Linked DNA regions of Mus musculus: region 2 is linked to region 1. Evidence: chromatin loops called from intact Hi-C (ENCODE). Cell type or tissue: heart. All regions are shown on one strand. Each heading gives the region's core, and the rest is flanking DNA. Links, peaks and the distances in the headings are about the cores only. Region 1 has its middle 60 kb from the start of Gm40146. Region 2 holds the start of Gm35351 (a long non-coding RNA gene).

What was found. Hi-C counts contacts between places; a loop is a spot of excess contacts. Peaks named below come from ENCODE experiments on the same cell type or tissue, not always from the same donor. Only the 100,000 strongest peaks of a DNase experiment are listed, where the experiment ranks them.
Region 2: a loop joins it to region 1, with 10 times the contacts of the local background. A loop is called at or near these places in 9 of 42 quality-filtered maps.

What each region holds. Positions count from the first base shown.
Region 1 is chr3:126,041,454-126,051,699 of GRCm38, reverse strand. No RefSeq gene overlaps it. Among named protein-coding and RNA genes, the nearest start is that of Gm40146, 60 kb to the left of the region's middle. In heart, for the core only: a CTCF peak has its summit at 5,156 (motif pointing left); no DNase peak of the experiment used is centred there.
Region 2 is chr3:126,396,977-126,407,222 of GRCm38, reverse strand. All of the region lies in intron 1 of Arsj (arylsulfatase J), which reads right to left. Gm35351 (a long non-coding RNA gene) reads left to right here and starts at 23. Exons shown (of 3, transcript XR_376048.3): 1 at 23-94; 2 at 9,147-9,337. In heart, for the core only: a CTCF peak has its summit at 4,162 (motif pointing right); no DNase peak of the experiment used is centred there; H3K27ac peaks cover 144 bases.

The sequences.
Region 1 (10,246 bases), core at 1,120-9,119:
TATCAAGTCAGTGCTGGTTTAATTTTGGAGTTAAGTATTTGATAAGTCAACAAGCCAGACATTTCAAAATCCATGTGTTTGAGGCAGTAGACAGAACTGAACTTGGGAGCAACCCTAGACTCTGAAGTCCTCTGGCGTTTTAAGAAGCAGAGCATCAGAGTCTTAATATTGCTACTGATCATTCATCAGGGAAACTACTGAATTTTCCTGGGTCACAGCCTGGTCAACTGAACATTTGTCTCTTGTAATTTCAGTTTTGCTGGGAAAGTGTATTTATAAGAATAGTATTTGAAATTTCCAAGCCCATCTTAGTGTTGTTTTGAGCTGCTATCTAATCAGAAAACTTTTCTCCATCATATGTTTTGACTCCAATTTGTCATAATCGAATTGTCAGAAATACGGCTTCAGTACTTCAGTATCCTAATAGATTGCTTAGAAATCGTCCTCTGGTAGACACCACAGTAACTTATAGGTTGTCATCGATATGGCCTAATCTGTATGAACTCCTAATAGTTCTCTAATAGGATGACTTTGGACCTACATTTGAAAGAATTTTGCTGTATCCTGCTTGTTTACTATATTTAAGAAACATAGTAACTGTTTTTAATTGCTGAGTAGTACTCCATTGTGTAAATGTACCACATTTTCTGTATCCATTCCTCTGTTGAGGGGCATCTGGGTTCTTTCCAGCTTCTGGCTATTATAAATAAGGCTGCTATGAACATAGTGGAGCACATGTCCTTATCACAAGTTGTAACATCTTCTGGGTATATGCTCAGGAGAAGTATTGCTGGATCTTCCGGTAGTACTATGTCCAATTTTCTGAGGAACCGCCAGACTGATTTCCAGAGTGGTTGTACAAGCTTGCAATCCCACCAACAGTGGAGGAGTGTTCCTCTTTCTCCACATCCTTGCCAGCATCTGCTGTCACCTGAATTTTTGATCTTAGCCATTCTGACTGGTGTTAGATGAAATCTCAGGGTTGTTTTGATTTACATTTCCCTAATGATTAAGGATGTTGAACATTTTGTAGGTGCTTCTCAGCCATTTGGTATTTCTCAGTTGAGAATTCTTTGTTTAGCTCTGTGCCCCATTTTTTAATAGTATTATTTAATTTTCTGAGACTATGCCAGTGCCTAGCAAATACAGAAGTGGATGCTCATAGTCAGCTATTGGATGGAACACAGGGTCCCCAATGGAGGAGCTAGAGAAAGTACTCAAGGAGCTGAAGGGGTCTGCAACCTGATAGTTGGAACAACAATATGAACTAACCAGTACCCCCAGAGCTCGTGTCTCTAGCTGCATATGTAGCAGAAGATGGCCTAGTCAGACATCATTGGGAAGAGAGGCCCCTTGGTGTTGCAAAATTTATATGCCCCAATACATGGGAATGCCAGGACCAAGAAGTGGGAGTGGGTGGGTAGGGGAGCAGGGTGTGGGGGGGGGTATAGGGGACTTTCTGGATAGCATTTGAAATGTAAATGAAGAAAATATCTAATAAAAATTGGAAAAAACAGTAAAATATTGTGTTGTGGTAAATATTAATCTGAGGTTTATTATTTCACTTAGAACATATAGTTCCCAAATAAAAGACACACAAACTTTAGATTTGTAATAAACATTAAAGCAGAGGAGCTGGGTGGATATCAACCCTCTTTTGGATATATATGCAAAGAAACCAACAGTATATTTCTGGAGTTACCAATAATTCCGTGGCTCTATAAACTCAGATTTCTAAAGGAGCTGTAGGAGCCAGGCTGAAATGGTAGAATTACTTTGAATTCTATATTGATTTTGGATTTTATTTATGGGAAATGGTGATAATTGGCATGCTCTACACCCAGTTACAAGGTTTGCAAGTGACAGGCAGCTTGTATTTTGGTACATTAATCAATTTCTGATGTGCAGGCAGTGGAAAAGTAGTTTGATCTGAGAGGAGGCAGAGTAAAGTTGATTGCTCAATTAATGAGGAGACAAATAGATGTCATATAGGGACGTTTTATATAAATGATTGGTAATTTTTAATGTATTAAATATAACTGAAGAAAATAAAAGAATCCAAGATATACCTGGGATAATGTATTGTCAGGAGCCATCTAGGAAAGACTAATGCATGCAAATGAGTTTTCTAGAGATGGCCCACCATTTTTCATGGCCTGAGATGGGTGAGCTCTGAGATGTAAAGTCACCAGAGACTTCATCCCAGAAGTTTGCTGGTGATATGCCTTTCCTGTCACTATTACAAAGCCTAATAATGATACCGGGGCACTAGCCCATCCTATTAAGATTTCCTGAAGATCATTATGAAAATGTACTCTTATGTAATAATGCTGTATAAACGAATTGATGATTTCACAACTCTTGATAATGATTTCATAGAATGCTTAAAATAACACAAATAATCCCAAGCCCCCTATAGAATAAAGTTGCAAATAAAGCTCAGAAAACCTTCATACGTGATGGGCTAATTGTACTAAGAGAAAAAAGTAAGCTTGAAACAAATTTGTGATCAAGGTAAAACATTCGTTCTAGGTCAAGTCCAATGTCACAGATCAAATATTCAACCAGATCAAAAGGAAAACTTCTCCAAACTGAAGAAAGACATACTCACAGAGACAGAAGAAGGAAAAAAGACCATGGCAGACAAAACCAGAAGTTCTCCATGGCCTATCATAGTTAAAACACTACACAATATAGAACAAAAAGAATTGAAGCAGCAAAAGTCAAAACCTTAAGTCACAACATATAAAGGAAAGCGTATCAGAATAAATAATAGCTGATTTCTCAGTGGAAACTTTGAAAGCCAGGAGTTTGTGTTATAGAAAGTATTCCGTATTTTAGAACATGGGATATCTAAACTCTGGACTTCTCTGGGCCACATACACAAAGAAAAATCATCTTGGGTAATGCAGTAAAAATGAAATTTATCACTTGAGACCAACTGGCCGATTGATACACTGAATACATTCTCTCCATCCCTTCCATTTTGGCTAGGGTATTGATTTACTTTTTATAAGAATAGGTACATATTACTTGCAAGATTTTGGATTTTTCTCATGATGCTATAGTTCGCACCACTGCATTAGAATTTATACGACCTAAGATCCTTTGAAAGTCAATATCTAAAGCTTAATCACAGTAAGTAAATAAATATGCCTTTAAGAACAAAGTGTGGAAGTAAGATTGCTCCACAAATGTCATTCATTCTCAGTGACCCAACTGAATTTCTTTTTCTCATCCCTGCCACTCTGAGATCCCATCCCTCTAAAGGGAAAGATTGTCACTAAGAAACACATCACAATCTTTGTTAACCCTTATAAACAATCATTTCTCAAGTTCTCCGTGTTGCTTCTATATGTGAACAGAGAGTGAGAAGTAAAGTTATCACATTATCAGGTTTGTCTGTCTCTTTTCTTCTGGACAACATAGCACAAGGAGACAGGTAGGAGCGTATATCATGTTCTGATAATCACTTGGTCACCTCTTGGTAGACTACCATGTTCCACTGCTGTACAAAATACCACCTACTATATAATTTCTAAGCATGAGAAATTTGTTTTACACAGTCGTAGAAGATGGGAAGTCAAACATGAAGGGATCAGAGCTTCAGAGTCCAGTGGGGCCCACTCACTCCTTCCACAGTCATGCCTCTTACTATGTTATACATGATAGAACGTGGAAGACACAAGTAGGCTCAATCCATTTCCCATAGACTCAGTTCAGTTCCATCTCAGTGTCTCAACATATATCTAAAAGAATGCCTATGTACTATAGCTTACACATTGTTGGTTTGGGTGTTCAATAGAAAGGGGTAGTGACCATTTTCTGGGAAGGTGTTGGTCACCAGACCTTGATGGCTAGAATCTTCACATATAATGTTACAGGTTACAGACCAGGAATGAAGAAGTCATGCTCTCAGGTTTGTGAAGATGGTCAGTATGTTTCCTATTGTCAACTACTATCAGGTTCAAGAAACCACAACACTCAACTTCACCCTTCTTCATCACTTATCCAATATTTAATCACATGAGAATATAGAAGCTCATTTTCCTTTCCCTACTTTAAGACAATAGCAAAAACTATAGTGCATGGACAACAAGACCACCTGAAGCTACTGAAGTTTCTTGTCATTCCTTCTGTCTCATCCTAATTCCTGAAACTCCCTTTTTTCACTCATTGACTTCATGGCACATCTTATCTTGCATTTGTCCCTAATACTCTACCTGGAAATGTAAAGTGTCCCATTATTGTAGAATGTATTCTTCAAGGTACTTACTGATCTGGCACTACTTCAGATGTTCTGGGAAGATGCTGTATTCTACCAGATGCGATTTTTCTTTACAAATCCTGAGAAATTCTGGATTCTAGAAATGTTGAGAGCCAAAGATTTTATATAGATTGATGCCCTTTATTTACAAAACAAACTAAACAGACTTGCTAAGAATAAGGCTATGGCTGTTGCCTAAAACCACCACTTCTTTCCCTTATGCATTCACTCTTCCTTGAAATGCTTAGTCTTCCTCTAACCTATGATTGACCCACACATCCTGCCCAGGATTTACTCTTTAAGAAAACTGGCCCTTCTGTTCATGATATTTGCATACACATCTTAAAGGTATGATCTCTGTCCTTAATGTTTTTACTAATTCTGATTTGTTAGAATAGATTTACCATGCAAGGTGAAGATTTGAGTTTAGATTCCCAGGATCCTCATGACAAGCTCAGTGTGGCAGTGTATACTGTAATCCATCAAGACAAGTCACTCGCTGGGCCTTGCTAGCCAGCCAGACTAGCACAAGAGGCTAGCTTCTGATCCAGCGAGAAATCCTGTCTCAAATAATAAGAACAACTGTTGAAAGCTCCAAGATAGACTTCTTCTGCCTACAGGCACGAACATACATTTCATTTGTATCAGCACCCACCTGAACACTCACACCCTAACTAAAGAAAAATAAAGCAACTATCCTGTACTATTAGCATAAGGCAATCTTAAATTTTCTCACGTCATGCTATAGCAATTGCTCAGAGGAGGAAGACAGTGGGCAATGGAACAAACAGTGACTAGGATAATGTATTTTTGCCTACATGTCTCCCAAGGACTGCTCCTGAGAAAATCAAGTGGGTTTTAAAGTTATCTGGCATTATGGCTCCATCAAGTGGCAAAGTCGACAAGAAACTTTGGTAAATTTCTTAGTTCGAAAAATGCCTTGTTTAGTTTTTATGCTGCAGTTTTTCTCGGGGTCAAATCAAGTTCTAGACTGCTGCCAAATTTCTCCTTATGTGTGAGCCTCCCCTGAGTTCTTTTCAATTTGGTAATTCTGAGCATTTCATCTATGAACAGATACTATAGATTTTTGTGGGTGGACATGGGAGAAATCCTATTGTTTACACTTGGATTCTTTGAATACCTGTAAGCTTCCATTTGCCAGTGGATGTGTTATGGCTGGGCTTCAGATCCTTAATGACCTGTAGCCAGAGGCATCAACCCCATGGCATCTGGCTTTCCCCGGGTGGTTGCTCATATGAAGCGTTTGGTATGCACACGGCATTACTCAGAGCAACAGACTGAGGCAGAAAGGCTAAGAGAGGAAGCACAAAATGCAGGTCTGTTTTTTTCTGAACTTAATTCCCAAAGGAACATTGCTTCACTTTCCCTGATCTTAGCATCCGTTAGATAATAGCCACTTTGGACAGCCCACTCGGGAGGCTGGATCCTCAGAGTTGTCTTGAAGTTATTCCACAGGTTCCCTTTCTGAAAGGAGTACACCACTATTAGCCCAAGACAATCTGAAATTAATTTACCTTAAAATTGTTTACTCTAAAAATAATAATCTTACTGCAAACAATACAGTTCAGTATGTTCAAGGTAGCATCCGGATGCTACCTACATATATACATCAATTATTAATTCTACAGGCTTTAAAATCTCTTATTAGTTAGAAGTATTGTTGTTTCTATTTTTTTTTAATCTTTGAGAGTTTCCTATATGTAAACAGTGTTTTTGATCATATTCTCTCCCTATCATTCCCCTGTAACTTCCCTGTTTCCTCTTCATGTTCTTTTTCCAACTTAATACACTCTTTTTACAATCCATTTAGTTCATTAATTGCTACTTATGTGACCATAGGTTTAGGGCCATCCACTGAAGTATGGACAACTGGCTATACATATTAAATAAAGTTAAAAATTTAAAATACCATCATGTATTTGACCCACTAATGGACTATTCAGATGATTTAGCTACTCCCATATACATGTGTGGGCAGAACCTTAGATATTAATAATTATAGTAACACCATAGTTTAGAATATCTATATAAGATTTTCTTTATAAAAGTATGAAAAGAGTTGTGAGCTAGCTTATTTTTATCAAAAATAATAATTCCCAGTACATAGACTCCAATCTTGAAAAATATTTTAAGCTATATTTATTAAAATTTGGTTAAACATTTGAATTCCTTTAGCATCAATAGTGCAGATTAACTTTTAAAATATGCAAAGAGTAAACATTGTTGAAACATACTATGAAATAAATCATTAAAAAATAAATAGTACATTCACGTTTTCAGATAATACCATTGCAATAAGAGTGATTTTGCTTTGATCTATAACCAGAAGAGGGCATTAAGTGACTGTCCTAAGAAGAAAACCATTTGTGGAGAGACTGTTTTCCCAGACTAATGTATTACAGCATACAAGAACTACATGCTGAAATATCCTAAAATGTATCAGATGAGAGTCTGCTTTAAGACTGCAGTTTTCTTCCGAACTGAGAATCTCATGAGTGAATGGTTTAGTGTTACAAATAGCACTTTATCTGATTACAACCAAGGGTTTAAGACAGAAGGTACTTTATTGTCAAAATTCAGTGTCCTAAGAGAATCCTAGGACTTTCTTCTAGAATTATTATGAACAAAGTTGGAACTATAAAGTGGCTTTTACCAAGGTTGAGTTCTCCTCCATTGTCCCCTCTGAGACCAGCCTTTCTCTCTTCTCAGCCTTTCTTATGTCACAGGAGGGATGCAAAAAGGGAGATGGTTGCTGCTTAGTGACGTATTAAAGACACTGCAACTTAAAAATTTTTAAACGATGATCTCATTTTACAACTATTTGTATGTAGATGTGCTCTCCTGGGAACAGTAAACGGTGTTCACATATCTGATGGTGTCCATGGTAACCAGAAGAGGGTGTCATATTCTCCTGGAGCTGGAGCTATAGGCAGTTGTGACCCACCTGACTTGAATGTGAAAACCAAACTCTTCTGAAGTAGCAGGTGCTCTTTCTTAAACACAGCCATCTCTCCAGCCACAGAACATGAACATTTTTATCTCAAATGATGTTTCTGAAAAATGTTTTCTCCTTTTCCAAACAGAATCTAAATGATTCCCACAAGTAACTCTTCTCTCTCTCTCTCTCTCTCTCTCTCTCTCTCTCTCTCTCTCTCTCTCACACACACACACACACACACACACACACACACACACACACACACACTACACACTATCATGCACATACATACACCATAAAAGACTGAAAATTTGAGGGAGGGAGGGAGGGACAAAAAAAAGACTGAAACTTTAAAAAGATTTAAACTTTAAAAAAGCAGACTGCCACTAGAAAAAAATAGGTAGAAATAAATAAAACAGAATATGGTATGCAGATATTAACTGTGCATGGTGACAAGCACCTGTAATCCCAGAACCCAAGGGCAGAAGCAGGTGGGTGGCTGTGATATAGTCTCAAAGGAGTAGGAGGGGGAAACAAAACAGAGCAATAAAATGTTTGTGACAAAAAAGTGAGACCAGCTGTCAAGAGGGTTCCACAGGTAAACACTCTTGTCACAAAGCCTGAAAACCTGATTGCTGAGACCCACTCGGTGGAATGAAATAATACCTCTGTAAATATTCCTTTGAGCCCTACACATGCTCCATGACATACACACATGCATAGTGTGAACACACACACACACACACACACACACACATACATGAATATTTTTTTTTAATGAAAGACTTTTGCAGAATTAAAAAGAACATCAGGGTAGGATGGAAGAGGGCTACGTGGAAGGTAAGAACAAACTATGATGATGTATGAAATGTCACAATGACACATTATGTTTTAAAATTCAGATAGGGGAGCAAAATACCATATCTAAAGGTTTAAAACAGAAGAGTAATTTATTGTCAAAATTCCCAGGGTTCTAAGAGAATCCAAGTAATACTGACTTCAGGTCACGATAAAGCTAGGACATGGGAGTCCATTTTTCTCATATATAACATTACATAAATGCATCTGAGGACTTTTAATATTAGCTGGTTAGCTGAGAGAGACAGAAACTTAGTCAATGCCAGCATGACTGGATGATGTAGGGTCCTTTGAAGGCAGAGAGTGGTGCTGACTTTCTTCTCTGGCACTGAAGACTCTAATCCCAGCATTCCTATAGGTAAGCAGAGAATTAGCTACCTACACACACACACACACAGACACACACACACACACACACATACACACACACAGACACACACACACACACACACACACCAACCTTGCTCCTTCACAGCATATAATTATCTTTTCCACTACCACTCAATTTCCTCTAACACACACACACACACACACACACACACACACACACACACACACACACACACACTCACACTCACACTCATATACATACACCACGTGCAAAGGGAACTATTTGTACATTTTATCCAGTAATAATCCATGTGTGGACAGAAGAGATGATTTGTTCATTTTAAAAGGATATTAGAGTGTTATACATGCATTTCAGATGGGCATTAACAACTCATTTCTGTTCCCTTGCAGGCATAAGTACAGTTCTAGGCAGTCTGTGTATTTGCTTCTCAGGGTCACTTGCTCATGTAATTATTAATGTTTATCTTCCTCTTTTCTCCACAGGGAAAAAATGTCAGAATGTCATAGAGTCATAAAGCAAATTCTATTGCCTTAACCATATTGTTGAATATGGTTTCCTTACATTTCTAGATAAAAACAGCCATAGTTCTGAGAAAAAAATAATGTTCTTTTATATAATTTAAATTGTGAAAAGGATATTACCTATAAGAAAAGAATACTTTAACCTACATTATAATTTATTTAGGAGTTGCTTCCAAGAAGTCCACAGCATACATAATGAGGAATTCCCAGCCAAAGTTATTTTAAGAGAACAGTAGACATGACTCCCCTAAGCAGACAGTCAGAATGAAGCTGTGTTGCAATTTTACCTGGTTGGTTTTCTTTCCAGTGCCATCACAGGAGATGTCACCTGTCCAAAGTATTTTGGATGTCTGATGTCTTTGATAGGGATTCCTTTAAAGCATCTAAGAAGATAAAGTGCTTTTGGAAGAAAACAAAAGTTTTATCCTGAATGAGATAGGCCCACAACCAGTGAATGAGTGAAATTAGTCAGCTTCCACATCAAGACATGTCACTTGAAACCACCTGGGTATAAATCATGTTGAACCCCTCTGTCATTTGTTAGTCTAAAATACAAAAGCAGAAGTCTGGGCATGATCATCTTAAGCCATGAAAAATATATTATGAAAGCATTTTATAGAAGCAAATTGTAAATTCAAACAGAACTTCTAGAGAGTTATAAAGGCATTTTGCTTAATATGGCTTAAAATTGATTGATTTGGAGTAGGTATTTAAAAGAACAAGAGGGTGAACTGTACTGAAGAGACATGTATGCCAAGTACTTTATTACTTTTCTGAAGGAAACTAGACTTTGAATAGGTAATAGGAATTTTTTCAATATGGGGGAGCTAATCCTAAATACTAGCCAGAAATTTGGGGTAGTTCTCTAAGTGTTTATATGGAAATACTTCTTGCTAGGATTTAAAAATTAAAAATAAGGATAAAGTTAACTTGATGGCAATCTGAATTTTCAAAACACCTACTACAAATAGTTCCACTTGAGTAGAAGAGTTGAGAACACAGCAAACTTTCAAAAGCAAATAAGTTGCCAGTAGTCTCTGCACCAACTACAATCCTCAGTAAATGTATACAAAACTTTTAGAAAGATAAGACAGGTGGGGCTTCCTACAAATGCTACAGCTAACAGGGAATGGGGCTGTAAAAGGCAAGAAGGGGATTCTGGTTCAACAATTCTTAGTTATCTGGGCAGGTTCAAACTTCTAGGGTCTAATATCAGGCAGTTTATTTTAGACATATTTAAGTACAGTAAAATTTGGGGAAAAAAAGAGATTCCTGGTAACAATTATCTC
Region 2 (10,246 bases), core at 911-8,910, 360 kb before region 1:
TTCTCCCTTCAGGATAGAATATTTCCATTCAGAGGAGGAAATATTTATACAACAGCTGGAAATCACCAAAGATATTCAAGAGCTCCTTTCACAAGTGAGTATCTATGACCACAGTCGAAAGATGTTGTGCACATTTGTTTGTTCCTAGTCTTTGCTTGTATGCTAAATTCAGTAAAGGAAATTGGGAAGTTTTAAGCAGAAGAAGATAAGATCTGGTTAGTTAAAAAAAAAAAAAGAACTATGATAGACTTGTGTTGAACTGATTTGATGTGGCAAGCAAAAGATAAACTACTGCATTAAGTTACTAGTTCCTTGTCAAGTAAGCAGGTGTCTAAGGGTTCATCGTTGTAGAATCAATTAGCCATCAAAAATGATCTATTCAAAAAAATTGAAACCAACAAGTCCAACAAAATTATGTTCTGTATTAAAGCAGTTGTCCATGGTCTGGAATCAGGCTAAAGTGATTACATGGTGTCCTTTCAGGGGCATGCTGGGGATGGGGCAGGTAGAGGACTTTCTGGGGACCATCATTTTTATAGAAATAGATGTAAGCCTTCTGACTGCCAAGGGTATTTTATCAATGTAAGTGGTAGCAAATTGAGAGCAGAACAAATTATTTTAACCATACCAATGTAACTAAATTTGTTCATTAAAAATAAATTTTATTTTTCTCTATAGAAAATCATTGCCCCAAATATTATATTTTAAAGCGTGTTAACCAGGATTATGTTCATCAAATTCACTTTAACTTTACAAGTATTTACAAACACCCTCCCCAATTCTCATTTGAATCAGTAGCATTTTAATTGCTCTCTCCTAAAGTTATGACTTTAAAAAAATCTTGGATATATTTTAACTCAGGAGTTGAGGATAATATTTTTAGCTCTTGAAGTTATGTGCTAGTATGGAGAACAATAGTACACAGAAAAATTAACAAGCATTTCTGGGTTCAAATAGACAAATGATGTCATAGTTCTTTTTTAGTCTCTCCTCAATATTAGTTTTGACAAGGGGACAAGCTAGGATAGAGGTACTTCAACTTTTACTACTGAAATTGATGTTACTGTTGCGGTCACTGAATTCCGTGGAACTGACTCCAAGGCATGTAAATTAGGGGGAGGTTTTTGAGGAATGAAGCGACATCATAAACAGCCATGAAAACCTGGCACAATTGCCCTCAGAAACCCTAGAAATATTAACATGCTCGATATAGGCTACCTTTATGCTTCTATAGATCTGTTTATATAAACATATGATCATTACTGCTTAGAAATGGACTGGGTACTTTCTCGTGGTCTGTTTTTAATGGACTGGGTACATTCTCGTGGTCTGCTTTTTTTTTTTTTTTTTTTATTTTTGTCTCTCCTTCTTTTTCAAGGAAGGCAAAACACTTCCCTTAAGTAATTTCTACATAGCTTCTGTAATTTTAACCAACCATTTTGGATCTTGATGGAACCCATAGGGGCTTGAAAAATATCAATTGGTTCAGAGTTGCTGGCAGAGTGATTTAGGAAAGCAATCTCTTTCTTTCTATTCTTTAAAAAAATTTCCCCCTAGAATCACTTTTCCCTCTCGGCATAAAAGTAATTTGCTTTGCAGTTATTGGAATGATTAAGTTAAAATAAAAAGAGTGTAAATCACATTTAACCCTGTTCGATGGTTGAATGAAAGACAGCGAGACCGAATCTCCCTCTTCGCCCTTTGCACAGCCTGTTTTCCAGTTTGTTATCTGTCTCCTTCCTTGAATTAGATAAAGCAGGGACTGTACTTGCTCTCCTTAATTAAAGCAAACAGCTCTTCTAATGGGGCCACCACTCTGGATTTACTTGTAGTCGGCATGCATAAATGCAACGATGTAGACAGAAAAGGGCTTATATCAAGAAGATTTACATGTCAAAAGACACTTTTGCACCAAAAATAAATGCATCAAAAAGCAAAAGATACTGACGACGATTTTAAAATATCATGTTTTCCAAAGTGAATTACCACTTCTGTAGGGATAAGATTTCTTGTGTATTGTGTGGAAGCATCACCTGTCAATAAAAATCTGATGGCCAATAAATTGAGGCAGGATTAAAAGGTGGGGCATTAAAAAGGGGGAGGTAAGGGTTAAAAAATGGTGGGGCATTTGGCAGAGAGAGAGGAACTCTAGGAAAGAGTCTGAGGTGTGGGAAGATTCTCTGCTTGGACTGGGAGGAAGTTTGACTCATAAAACAGAAGAGAGGTAGCCATGTGGCAGACAGAATAGTAGAAAAGTAGAAACAGGTTAATTTAAGTTATAAGCTAACAGGGTCAGGCCTAGCTTGGCATGGGCATTTTTAAATAAATAATAAGCCCCTGAGTCATTATTTGGGAACTAGGGCATGGTGGAAAGGACCGCATTTACACACCTCAGATTTTATACATGATCAACACTGAACATTAGAGAGTAAAAATAGTAATGAAATAAAAGGTTCTTTTTTATACCACTTCCTATATACAGCTATATGAAGAAATAATTTATGTCTTTAATATGTAAAACTCTCCCAAGTTTCTTTCTAATTTACATAACCTTAATTTCTGTTTGCCTCAATAATAATAATAATATATTTATAATGTTGTATATTTGCATAAATTATATAACTTCTCCCCATCCATAGCATTATAGTTTAGCAGGTTTCACATCAAGACACAGTAACTATATTGTTGCTGTTACATGGATGTATCTCTTCTGTTTCTTGTACAGAAGTCTCTAGCTTCTTACTTCCTCTGTCTACATGCCTTTACTTTTTAAATTACAAGAGTCAAGTCATGATAGTGTAGTAACAATTACTTCAGAATTGGGCACGATGGTGCAAGACTCATCAGGCTAAGGCAGGAAGATCATGAAATTCAAGGCTACCCTTGGCTACATACAGTCTCTTGTGTCCTTTGTCTCCAGTGCAGGGATTACAGACATGCACAGGTTTGCTCTGGCTTCTTAGGTGTCTTCTGGAGTCCAGTCTCAGGCAGGTGTGCGAAGTTGCACAACATGCACTAACTACTAAGAACTGGCCCCTCACTCCAGGCCATCTGAGGTAGTTACTAATAATGGGTTCAATTTAATGTTCACCCAGGCTCTCCTTGCTTAGAATCTCAGAAAGTACAGAACCCCCCTCCCCCAGAGTTCGTCACACATGTAAGGATTGCTCCCCTCCTCTTGAGTTGGTTACTTTGCCAGGCATCATGGTCTGTGCTTGCCAGAGCTAACCTGGCACTTTGAGTTGAATTTAGTACTCTGGATGGGTTCTCAGCATTGCAGAATTCCATAGGACTATCCCCTTCCTCCATGGGAAGTTCAGTGTCTGTTGGCTGTACATCTTACTGTGTTCTTCCAAGCACAGAAAACTAAGATTTTTTTTTATCTTGGTTGTTTTTAAGCCAGCTTCCCCACATCTTGTAGAAGAATCATCTATTTTCTTGATCTTTATCGAGAATTTTCTATTTCTTGAGCCTTTCCCTCAATCTTCCAGCTATTTGTAAGTCTTAAAAATATTTGCTTTCTCATCAAAGTATTACTGCACCCTCCTGTTAATTTTAGTAAATTTGTGTCTTCGTGTGAATTATGTTTGAGTTTGAGGTAACAGTACTTGTGTTAATGACAAATACTAAAGTACTTTGGATGGCAAAAATCAACATTTTGTTCATTACTCACTGTATTTTAAAATTTAAATCAATCACCTTTTTTATAAATTTTCCTTATTGAAACTAAGGTATAACATATGTTTAACTTTCCCTGATAGCGTTATGTTAGAACAAACTTAAACAATGTTCTTTTTGCATGCACTTTGTAAATAATACAAAGTTGCTTTTAATGATCGATAATGCCTTTTGTGACTTCCATGCAACCAATTGGCTAACAAAGGAGAATGTTTAATCATGGCGCCTGTAGTAATTAGTATAAATTTCTAATGTTTAAACTGCTTCTCTTTTTGACATGGCACATTTTACACCTTCAGTATCTTGATTTCCTTCATTTTCATGAGTCTTAAATATCTATTATTAATAATTTAATACATGGATATATGTTTAAAATGCAGCATGTAATTTAATCTACTCTGTGCAACGATTCAACTAACTGTTCTTATAGTCCTTAGAAAACCAAGGGTTTCAGTGGGAGGATAAACCCCGGGTGAGGCAGTACTGAAAGCAGTCACTAGAGGGCAATAGAGGGTAAAGAAATAAGTCCCAAGCTGAGGCCTGGTCAAAAGGACAAATAGACCAATTGTACCATTTAAGATGGGCAGTGAAGGCCAGTTCCCAGCTCTTTGTAGGAGAGGTTAATATCAGTCAGGCCTATCCTCAAATTCCACCTTAAAAGTGAATCATAAGAGGACTATCGTGTTCAAGTCAGCTAGTAAGCTCTCAACCACTCACAAAGCAATGCAATCTACCAAATCTAGGGCAGATGTCAGACAATAGCTATGAAACGAAAGTCTTGGAGTAATGGTTGAAGTGGAAGTCTGATTTCAAAGCTAAGATCAAAATGGTGTAGACTCAGCATTCATAGACTCAATGTGTTGACTACTTACCACATGTCTATGAGAGAACCCAAAAATTCTTCCATGGCTGGAACAACTTTATAAAGGAGTATCATGCCTATTTAACTAGAAGGAAACTGGGAACAGGGTGGTAGGAATTTAGACAGCATAGCCATGTTTGATATGAGCAGAAGACAGCATAACTCTATTGCACAGACTATGTTAAAAGACTGTAGGCTTGATGCTTTAGTCATTAGAATGTCTGGGAGGAAACTTGGCTGGGGGCTTGGAGTGGGGGATCTGATGGCACTCTGCTCCAAGACCTGACCCTCCCTGTTAGTATCTGTAGAGAGTCTGTCTTCTCACTAGTCACTCACAGTCTGAAGTTCACTGTATAGTGGTCGACGACACGAACAAAACTATTGACACATGTGGTTTTCTTTAAAGTCTTGAGGAAAACATATAACCTATAAGTATAATAGATAACTTAGTTTACTTGTATGCATTTAATAAATGTAAGTGCAAAGTACAGTATCGATTCTAACATCAGATAAGATATGCACCATTTCCCCCAAGTATTGGGTACATAAGTACCATCCTAGACCAATGCACTGAAAATACATGAAGCAGTTAAGGGTGGGTACGCTTCGAGGGCTAAAAACACGTTGAATTTGTCCATCTGTAAATCTAGGTGGGTGGATAAATACAGTTTAAGTTAAAATGATTGGTGAAAGCTCAATAAACGAACCTTTAAAGAACTGACTAAAATGACAAAGACCAAGTACTCAGAAAAATAAAGGTGACTCCAAAGGTTAACTCATGAAATGATAAGGTCCCTGGTGTTGTAGACGCATGGCATGAGATTGAATGAAACTGTTTGAGAAGGCCTACAACTCAAAAGAAAGTATTCCTAGTATTCTATGTATTTCTAGAACACTCTAGAATGAGCTATACGTAACTGTAGTAAGCACCATTCTTTTTATAAAGTCCAGTTTTCTAGAGTTTAACTGTTCTGCGCCTCTAGGATCTTCCTGAGCACAGGAGGATGTAACTGTTTGGAATTTTCTACAGGGACTTCTGGTTTCCAAAAGGGGCTAACATTTAAAAAATCTGAGTGAATTTGTTATATATCTAGATAGATAAAAGCTATTAACAATGACTTCCCACGGCTCTACCCCTTTTCAGTCACAAAAAAAAAGCAATATTCCTTTCAACTGATTCAGTTTTCCCCTGAAATTAACACTTAATTTGCTGAACTTATTAAGCTCCCCTAATAGCATTCTCTCATTAACGCACAAACAAACTTCATTTTCAAGAAGTATGAACTGGAAAATGCTTCGGACTTATGGACTTGTGGACAGGCCCACAATCGCATTACTTGTTTATATTTTCAATTGCATAAAATTTTATTTAAAATTCATCATAAATACTAAGAAACTAAACTAAACAATATGCCTTATTTCAAAGTTGGCTTCAAGCTGTCAAAAGGATTTTTCCCCTTTATGTCATTTGAAGCTCAAACATCAAATGTAACTTTCAACATCATCTCTCTTATCTTTCACTACACACATTATTCTGAGGATGAAGATTCCCACAGCACTGATGGGCATATTTTTGTTTTCACATGCCAGTACAATAGGTGGAAATTTATCTCACAGCAACAAGACAGCTGGTCCCGACTCATAGCAGACAGCAATGGATCAACGTGCAACTTCCTAAAGTGGGCTGCTTCTAAAATGTCCACAGACAACCCACACCTATGTTCTAGGAGCCGTGGAGCCTTCTAGAAACCATCTGGGGCTTGTTCTAGTGAGACAACCTTCTGCCTTTTGCTGTTCTCTGTGTACTTATTTGTCTCGTGTTATTTTCATCTCCTCTTCCTTCCTATAAATGGAGCCCTGCTCTTTTCTTTCCTGTCTCAATTTCTTGACTGTTTTCTTTAGCATGTGCAAGCATCTGTTTGTGAGCCCATGCCAGATGGATACAATTCATTATTGGGAAAATCTGAGGAAAAATAAAATCAAGGATCTTTTTACACAGGCAGGGGACGAGAGAAGGGTGGGGCTGGAAAAGTAGACACCGGTCAGGAGTATTCTGAAGCCACTCAGGGTTCCACTAGACGAGAGGCACTGTATAAACCCAGGATGAGGCTGGCCTTTAGCAGTGCAAGGAGATACACTTCACTTGCCATCCCGCCACCAATTGTATGTAAAATCGGTCAAAATCAGCAAGGAGCCTGGTTGTTATGGAGATATTCACTTAACACAATACATCAACGCCTATACGGTCTTAGCGAGCTTTGAGCTTCGTGATTATCTCAGTGACCATGTAATTAAATAAGAAAAAGGGCTGGGAAAAAACAATGGAAACACTGGAAGCCCAGTTGACCTGCAAGAGCTAGGTTGTTGCTCTTCTTGTAAAAGAAGCTCCCTGCTCCCATGGGTAGAGCTTCATAAACACCATGCAAATTATGATGACTGACCTGTTGTGTTTCAAGTCTTCTGTTGCTTTGCATGTCTTCTATAACTACTACAATCCCCATTTATAGCTAAAGTAACCTAGTCTTAAAATAGTACAAAGATTTAGTGGCCTAGATAGATCTTATAAAAAAACAACTTTAAAGCACACCTGTCAACTCCAAATGAGATTTTTTTTTTTGGATTCTACATCTGCTATTTTTTCCCATATAATATGCTGATTCTTCAAAAATGTCTAGCCAGTCTACACTGAAGGACGGTCCTATCATGGTTCAGATTTTAATGTATTTTTCAGGAAACATTAATATACAGTCTCTTCTATCATAAGGAGCTATTTCCCAACAGTTCCTGGAGATAGTACTTGAGAGTCACTGATATTAGTGAATGCTGAGGTTTTCTGTGAAGACCTAAGGAAACACCCGTGTTGTATCAAAACTATCCCCTCCCCACGTGCTGAGCTTTGAGGTTTGGGGAGACTAAAGCCACAGAGTCATATCATCTCCCTGACGCCCACCTTTCTTAAATACACGGGGATCTTAATGGTTATGGACTCCTGCTCAGCACAAATGAGCAACTGAACCATAGACAAATGCAGTGAAGAGCACTGGTCTGAAATGCACTTTGTGAGGAGCAATGTTCAAAGCACGCCCCCTGTAGGTACCTTTGGCCTGGGTGTTCCAGGGCTGAAGGGAACTCAGATCTTCACACCTTTAGGCAGTGCTCTCGCCATGTTGAGTGATAAGTTTTCATGCCAAGCATGCTTGAGCTAGCACTGCTCTTTAAGGCTTGCCAGTAACCCTTCTAGTCATGAAAATAACAAGAGATAGATCAAATAACAGGTCTTTCAAATTTTAAAGACACTGCATTCCTCTTCATGGGAACACAGCGTGACCAAGTTTATTTAGCTGAGATAGAAAATAGTTTGAGATGCTCTGAGTAGATTGAGTGCTGTGTTTCAGCACTGCAAACTGTCAAGCTGGTAATTTTAATAGAAACAAAGGATACAATTCTAAGATTTTCCCACTGTTCCTGGAACCGAGAACCAATTCCTTCACGTTACTTCATCTCAAAGATTTCCTTTTGGAAAAAGAGCAATTCTGGTTTCCCTTAAGTTGCCTTATTTACCACTACTTTGTTTGTTTGTTTTTTGTTTTTGTTTTTGGAGACAGGGTTTCTCTGTAGTCTTGGCTGTCCTGGAACTCACTCTGTAGACCAGGCTGGCCTTGAATTTAGAAATCCACCTGCCTCTGCCTCCCAAGTGCTGGGATTAAAGGCGTTCGACACCACGCCCGGCTTATTTACCACTACTTAATGTTCTGTCTCATGTTATCAGTATGTATGTCTGAGATAAAAACATGACATTTTACAGAGTAGAGAAGCTCACATATCAGAATTTAACTGATAATAACAGAAGATTTCCCTGTTCTCCATCTCAAGTCCACCTGTCTTAGGAAGGTGAAGTGCCCTGGAATGCTGTGCTCTGTCTATTCTGCTGCACTATATTCAGTTTACAAGTTAAGAGATTAGATCATTTAACCCATTTTTCTTTTTGTGCAACTTTAATGATTCACTGAATTTCACACTGAGCTTTTGAACACTTATAATCCAATGATGAAACAAGCTCCAAAAATTTAAAACAAACAAATAAACAAACAAACGAACCAGGGCCTAAGGAACAAATCATTCATTTACAAGGTAAAGTGAAGAAACACACAGCCTCAGCCACAAAGTTCACTGGTAGAGGGAGGGGAAGTGGACGCTGCTTCCAAAGATAAGCTGGAGGCAGCCACAGCAGCTTTACCCCCAGGCCACAGCTGCCTCACATCCCACTACTGCTGTTCTAGAAAGAGAGAGTAACTTCTCCAGTCTGTGGGTCAGAGGCCAACAGAAATCCCGTTTTGTCAGGATAAACTACTTGGAAGACAATGGCCCCGGTACCATTGAACTAACCACCACTGTTGACATCTGAGCTAGCTCAGAGCTTGACATCAGCTAGCACCCACCGGTCAGAGAGCCTCAGTTTAGCCTACCACAAGCCCCTGCTGAAAGACTCAGAGATACAGTTGTTGAGAGCAAGAGGGTCGGACACTGCTAAATGAAAGGATGCAGAAGGCAGGGGTTGGGCTCAAGCTGAGAAGTGCCTTAACAGAGAGAGTCTTGTCTTCTGCAGCTAAAACCACCTCTTATCAGCAGAACTTACTCACTGAGTTCAACAGCCCTGAACTTGAAGCCAAAGAGTCATTTACAATCGTGAGCTGCTAGCCATGCTTCACTGCTATGGACCCAAGAACTCTTAATTCCCAGTACTGTCTGACTTCACAGTGGCATCCCTCCAGAGGCACGATCGATGGCATCTTGAAGGTAGGAGGTCCTTTGATTTTACCTGTCTCTCTCTGTCTCATACTCTCAATGTGACAGGACACAAACTTTAGGTGAATGTTCCCAACCAGGTAAAGGGTATTCTCCCAGGACTCTTCAGGAGAGAGGGGAGAGCTAAGTGTGGCATACAAAGTCCCTGGCACACATACAAAAAGAAAAAAAAAAGTTACCGTGGAAACAGCTCTGGCAGACATCAGGAACTTTTCAACACAGACTCAACAACAGTACAAGCCATAGGAAAAACAGAAGCTCAGTGTTCAGCTGCTCCTGACACCCCACCCCACATACAGACATAGCAGATCTTACTTGAGAAATCAGAAAGAAGGTGATGGAACACTTCACTGACTTCACATGGGTTCTTGTTCTGGTTTGTTTTGTTTCTTAAGCGACACAACTAGCAAGTCTCTTATTTTGTTTCAAATAAAATAGGCAATTTGGCAATATGATACTTGTATAGAAAGCACATTTGTAATCAGTGCAGTGTAATAGTGTTAGAGTTTAAATTTTTTGTTTATTTGTTTGACAGGGTTTCTCTATGTAGCCCTGGCTGTCCTGGAACTCACTTTGTAGACCAGGCTGGCCTCGAACTCAGAAATCTGCCTGCTTCTGCCTCCCCAGTGCTGGGATTAAAGGCATGTGCCACCACTGCTCGGTTACAGTTTAAAATTTTAAAATATTTTTATTTACTACCTTTAACATATTCATCTAACCTTTGTTTATGCATTTTCCTCCTTTTGGGGCAATAATCTTCTTTAGTTTCTTTTTATTCTGCTTGTCTGTGTTTCCCTCTTCCTAGTCCAATATATGCTGTCTTATTCTGACTTCACTTTATGATTTTTTTCTCTTAAATTCTCATGTTGTATTATTGCTACCATCATCACATTTAACTGA